Linked DNA regions of Homo sapiens: region 1 is linked to region 2. A link is an interaction called in ENCODE POLR2A ChIA-PET data of the cell type or tissue named here. Cell type or tissue: K562. All regions are shown on one strand. Links, peaks and the distances in the headings refer to the core of each region. The heading gives the core; the rest is flanking DNA.

Region 1 (2,926 bases), core at 333-2,832, 220 kb after region 2:
TATCAAGACATTTGTAGTTTTGCTCCTTGTGTCTAAACTAATTAATTCACATTTTAAAGTAAATACAGACTCTCCTCCACCCCACCCGCTACCCATTCTGGGCTGTTCTGGCAGAGTTTTAAATGCTTTGTCGAAATGTATGAAATTGGACAGTTTTAAATAGTCAATGTGCATGTAACCTCCTCCCCCCGTGTGCATTGGTTAACAGTTGTAGCTCATGGATGTGTAAGATAAACTCTTACATCATCATAATCATTGTTTTAATCTTGTACCAACCTGGCCAGAAATGCTCTGTCCTGTGGGAACTGTCTGACTGAGCTGCCCCTGCTGCCCTGCAAGGTAATGGGGAAGGTCCTTCTAGCTGGGTTCACCTTGATCCCACCCACCTCCTACCCCCTGCTTTCTAAAGGTGTTTCTGTGACTGTTTTCCCTTCACGGAGGGCAATATTTCTTTGTTGGTTTAGCAGCAAAGAAAAATTAAGAACAATGACTATTTAAATCACTGTGTATGTCTGACAGACTGAGGATTTGGCAACATTGTTAAGTATTTCAAGTGTCTTTCTAGAGCAGAGGGAGAATAATGGATCAAAGTGAGTATGTGTGAAGAGCGCTGTGTCCTGGGGTCAAAGTAGAGGTGAACTTGAAAGTGATGAGATGGGATAGAGTGCCATTACCTTGGCAGTGAGGACCCAGGAAACAGCTATTCACACTCAGCCATGCACGGTGGGAGGAGAGAACAAAAATAGTTCTTAAAAGCAGACTATGGAGGCATATTGGAGAGCTGGGCAGTTTTTCTAAATTAGCATTCGAGAGGGTCACAGACAGCCCTCATGTGTGTGGCATGTTTTGGGTGATGCTTGATGACACGTTGCAGTTACTGGGCCAGACTGAGAGGGGAAACCTGGGAACAATAATTAGACACACATTTTCTTATACAGTAAAGCCTAGAAAGGACATATTGATTTTCACAGACAAAAAAGATCTAAATAAAGGACTGCCTTCCCAGTGTTCTGTGTGTTTCAAGCACATAACAAATGCTTCAAAGAGCTTTTCAAGCACATTTTGGCATGTTGGAAGGCAGACTTTTCCTGTGCTGCTGTGTATGTTGAATACTGTATCAGATGCACTAATGTGGGATGTACACTATGGTGAGTGCAGGAGTTCCAGGGGTCAGGTGCTTGTCAGCCCACATCCCAAGTAGAAGCAGAAAGTGGAAGGAGCCTTTGCCTTCTTTCAGTGGATAAAAGCTCAGGGTTTGAGAAGCTGCCTTTTGTGCCTCTTTCCTGCTCTGTTCCATGATCTTTCTCTTGCAAATAAGCCTCATGCTGTCTTCAGCATGTATCCTGTATTTAGTATGTATCCTTTAGCGTGTGTGTGCCCTACAATATATGCACCATTCTGTCCCTAGGTGTCAGAAAGGGAGAGGAAGACAGAAGAGCTACCAGGCACAGTTCTGGACCTCTTTCTCATGTGGCTGCTGGTATCCTAGCACCTACCTACACACGTGAAACTGTCAAGCCAGTTAGAATCCCAGGTTATTGTAGTTAAAAGGGATCTTAGGGCTGACCAGCCTCTCTCGCCTTCTGCATGATATCTCTAACATGAAGTTATCCATCCTAGTTTGAACACTTCCATCGATGGAAAGGGAGTGCTTTGTTAACAAGGCAGCTAGTCCATCCCGTAGTTGCTTTTCCTTGCAGGAAGGCACACTTTGGTAAATAAAACTCAGGTTAACTCATGCCTATTTGTGCCACTTGCTCCTCAGAATAATTTTTTTTAAAAAATTATTTCTTAAATAAAATGTGTTTTCAATAGCTTCTTTCCTGGCTGAAAAATCTACAGTACTTAAGCTATTCCATACGTGCAAAAATTTGCCATACTTATCGCTCTGGTTGGCATGTGTGTCTCTTAAGCATGGTACCCAGAATCCAACCCAGCCAGGCCCTGTGTGTTCTAACCCAAAGAGGGGATTGATGGATACTGTCCTTCCCCTACTGCAACCTAGAGTTGATTCATTAGGCTTAAACTAGACATGACATACTTCTGCTTCCAGACCATGATCACCAACCCCTCCAATGTTGTTTTCCTGGGAGTGGTGGATGAAATCAGGATTTTCTCAGTTTTAGGCTCATGTAGCATGACCATGACTTAGGTTTCATCTTAACAATTTTGAGTTTCTAGATCTCTCCCGTTAGGATCTTTTTATTTTTTGCCTTGGCCTTTGTATTTGTTATTGGTACCAGAATTTGCATCGCAGAATCTGCAATGCCTTCAAAATAATGACAACATTAATGTCAGTTTCTTTTGTGCAGCCCTTTATAGTTTATAAAACATTTCATATACATTATTTTCTTTGATTAAGAATAATAACCCAAGGTCAGTCTCTAGGCTTTTTTTTTTTTTTTTTTTTTTTTTTTTTTTTTTTTTTTAGACAGCGTCTGGCTCTGTTGCCCAGGCTGGAGTCCAGTGGTACGATATCACAGCTCTCTGAAGCCTCCACCTCCCAGGCTTAAGTGATCTTTCTGCCTCAGCCTCCTGAGTAGCTGGGACTACAGGCATGCACCACCACACCTGGCTCATTTTTATTTTTATTTTTTTGTAGAGAGGGGGGTCTTGCTATATTGCCCAGGCTGGTGTTGAACTCCTGGCCTCAAGCTGTCCTTCTGCCTCGGCCTCCCAAAGTGTTAGGATTATAGGTGTGAGCCACCAGCCAGACTAATAGCAGGTGCCAATCATGGATTTTAAGTCAGTGAACACACAGTTGAGTGTGCCATGTGTTCTGTACAAGAACCAGGTACAGATGCTCCTCTGCTTCGGATGGTGTTGTGTCTTGTGTCCAGATAAACCCCTCATCAGTTGGAAATATTGAAAGTGGAAAATACATTTAATACACCTAACCTACTGAATATGCTGGCTTAGCCCAGCC
Region 2 (2,926 bases), core at 313-2,812:
ACATATGCAAATCAATAAACGTAATCCATCACATAAACAGAACCAATGCAAAAACCACATGACTATCTCAATAGATGCAGAAGAGGCCTTCAACAAAATTCAACAGCGCTTCATGCTAAAAACTCTCAATAAACTAGGTATTGATGGGACATATCTCAAAATAATAAGAGCCATTTATGACAAACCCACAGCCAATATCATACTGAGTGGGAAAACTGGAAGCATTCCCTTTGAAAACCAGAACAAGACAAGGATGCCCTCTCTCACCACTCCTATTCAACATAGTGTTGGAAGTTCTGGCCAGGGCAATCAGGCAAGAGAAAGAAATAAAGGGTATTCAATTAGGAAAAGAGGAAGTCAAATTGTCCCTGTTTGCAGATGACATGATTGTATATTTAGAAAACCCCATCGTCACAGCCCAAAATCTCCTTAAGCTGATAAGCAACTTCAGCAAAGTCTCAGGATACAAAATCAATGTGCAAAAATCACAAGCATTCCTATACACCATTAACAGACAAACAGAGAGAACTCCCACAAAAATGGGAGTTTCACAAAAATTGTGAACTCCCATTCACAATTGCTACACAGAGAATAAAATACCTAGGAATCCAACTTACACGGGATGTGAAGGACCTCTTCAAGGAGAACTACAAACCACTGCTCAATGAAATAAAAGACGGCACAAAGAAATGGAAGAATATTCCATGCTCATGGATAGGAAGAATCAATATTGTGAAAATGGCCATACTGCCCAAAATAATTTATAGATTCAATGCCATCTTCATCAAGCTACCAATGACTGTCTTCACAGAATTGGAAAACACTACTTTAAAGGTCATATGGAACCAAAAAAGAGCCTGCATTGCCAAGACAATCCTAAGCAAAAAGAACAAAGCTGGAGGCATCACACTACCTGACTTCAAACTATACTACAAGGCTACAGTAACCAAAACAGCATGGTACTGGTACCAAAACAGAGATATAGACCAATGGAACAGAACAGAGGCCTCAGAAATAACACCACACATCTACAACCATCTGATCTTTGACAAACCTGACAAAAACAAGAAATGGGAAAAGGATTCCCTATTTAATAATGGTGCTGGGAAAACTGGCTAGCCATATGCAGGAAGCTGAAACTGGATCCCTTCCTTACACCTTATACAAAAATTAATTCAAGAGAGATTAAAGACTTAAATATTAGACCTAAAACCGTAAAAACCCTAGAAGAAAACCTAGGCAATACCATTCAGGACATAGGCATGTGCAAGGACTTCATGACTAAAATACCAAAAGCAATGGCAACAAAAGCCAAAATAGACAAATGGGATCTAATTAAACTAAAGAACTTCTGCATGGCAAAAGAAACTACCATCAGAGTGAACAGGCAACCTACAGAATGGGAGAAAATGTTTGCAATCTACCCATCTGACAAAGGGCTAATATCCAGAATCTACAAAGAACTCAAACAAATTTGCAAGAAATTAATAACCCCATCAAAAAGTGGGCAAGGGATATGAACAGACACTTCTCAAAAGAAGACATCTATGCCACCAACAGACACACGAAAAAATGCTCATCATCACTGGTCATCAGAGAAATGCAAATCAAAACCACAATGAGATACCTCTCACGCCAGTTAGAATGGCAATCATTAAAAAGTCAGGAAAAAACAGATGCTGGAGAGGATGTGGAGAAATAGGACCGATTTTACACTGTTGGTGTGAGTGTAAATTAGTTCAACCATTGAGGAAGACAGTGTGGCGATTCCTCAAGGATCTAGAACTAGAATTACCATTTGACCCAGTGATCCCATTACTGGGTGTACACCCAAAGGATTATAAATCATGCTACTATAAAGACACGTGCACCCGTATGTTTATTGTGGCACTATTCACAATAGCAAAGACTTGGAACCAACCCAAATGTCCATCAATGATAGACTGGATAAAGAAAATGTGGGACATATATACCATGGAATACTATGCAGCCATAAAAAAGGATGAGTTCATGTCCTTAGCAGGGACATGGATGAAGCTGGAAACCATCATTGTCAGCAAACTATCACAAGGACAGAAAACCAAACACCACATGTTCTCACTCATAGGTGGGAATTTAACAACGAGATCACTTGGACACAGGGTGGGGAACATCACATACTGGGGCCTCTCGGTGGGTGAGGGGTGGGGGCTGGGGGAGGGATACCATTAGGAGAAATACCTAATGTAAATGATTAGTTGATGGGTGCAGCAAACCAACCTGGCACATGTATACCTATATATCAAACCTGCACGTTGTGCACATGTACCCTAAAACTTAAAGTATAATTTAAAAAAAAGGAAAAAAGAAAATAAAATCATATAATACATGTAGAGCACTCAGCAACATCTGACAAACGGCAAGGCTGTAATAAACTGCAGCAGATATCATCATGGAATTACTAGCTCTTGCAAGAATCCCCACCCTCCACCCTCACCCAGGGCTGGATTGTGTCACTCAATGGCTGTGCCTACTGCGTAGATCTGGGGCATGCAGAACACACCTGCATCCAACCTGGCTCCTGATATTTCACCATGGCCTGAATTTCCTACTGTTGTGCTCTATTCCACAAGATTGGCCTTTCCAGCACCAAGGACTTTCCTGGACCACATTTGAGCTGGCCCTATCTTGTGCACCGTCATTTGGAAGGCTGGCTGCCCTCACAGAGCAACCTCTGTATCTGGGCTGTTTTTCCCTGCACCCTGCCCTGACTGCACAAACCAATTTGGGTGTCTTCAGCTGCAAATAATAGAAAAGCCAATGCAAAATCTCTTCCTTAGCTCATACAACCAGAAATCTGGCAGTAAAGCAGGCTTGCAGACTTTCAGTGGGTCAATGATGTTCTCAAGAACTGTGTTCCTCCCTGTTTCTCTTTGGATGTCCTCTG

Evidence for each region. ChIA-PET counts read pairs that join two places held together with the same protein. Peaks named below come from ENCODE experiments on the same cell type or tissue, not always from the same donor. Only the 100,000 strongest peaks of a DNase experiment are listed, where the experiment ranks them.
Region 1: POLR2A ChIA-PET joins it to region 2 with 5 read pairs; 2 of 35 experiments call an interaction of 5 or more read pairs at or near these places.

The regions. Positions count from the first base shown.
Region 1 is chr6:3,452,103-3,455,028 of GRCh38, reverse strand. All of the region lies in intron 1 of SLC22A23 (solute carrier family 22 member 23), which reads left to right. Among named protein-coding and RNA genes, the nearest start is that of SLC22A23, 3.5 kb to the left of the region's middle. In K562, for the core only: a CTCF peak has its summit at 1,411; a DNase peak (open chromatin) is centred at 1,447.
Region 2 is chr6:3,671,605-3,674,530 of GRCh38, reverse strand. The region is part of intron 1 of LOC100507336 (a long non-coding RNA gene); the gene reads left to right. Among named protein-coding and RNA genes, the nearest start is that of PXDC1, 79 kb to the left of the region's middle. In K562, for the core only: no CTCF peak of the experiment used is centred there; no DNase peak of the experiment used is centred there; H3K27me3 peaks cover 99 bases.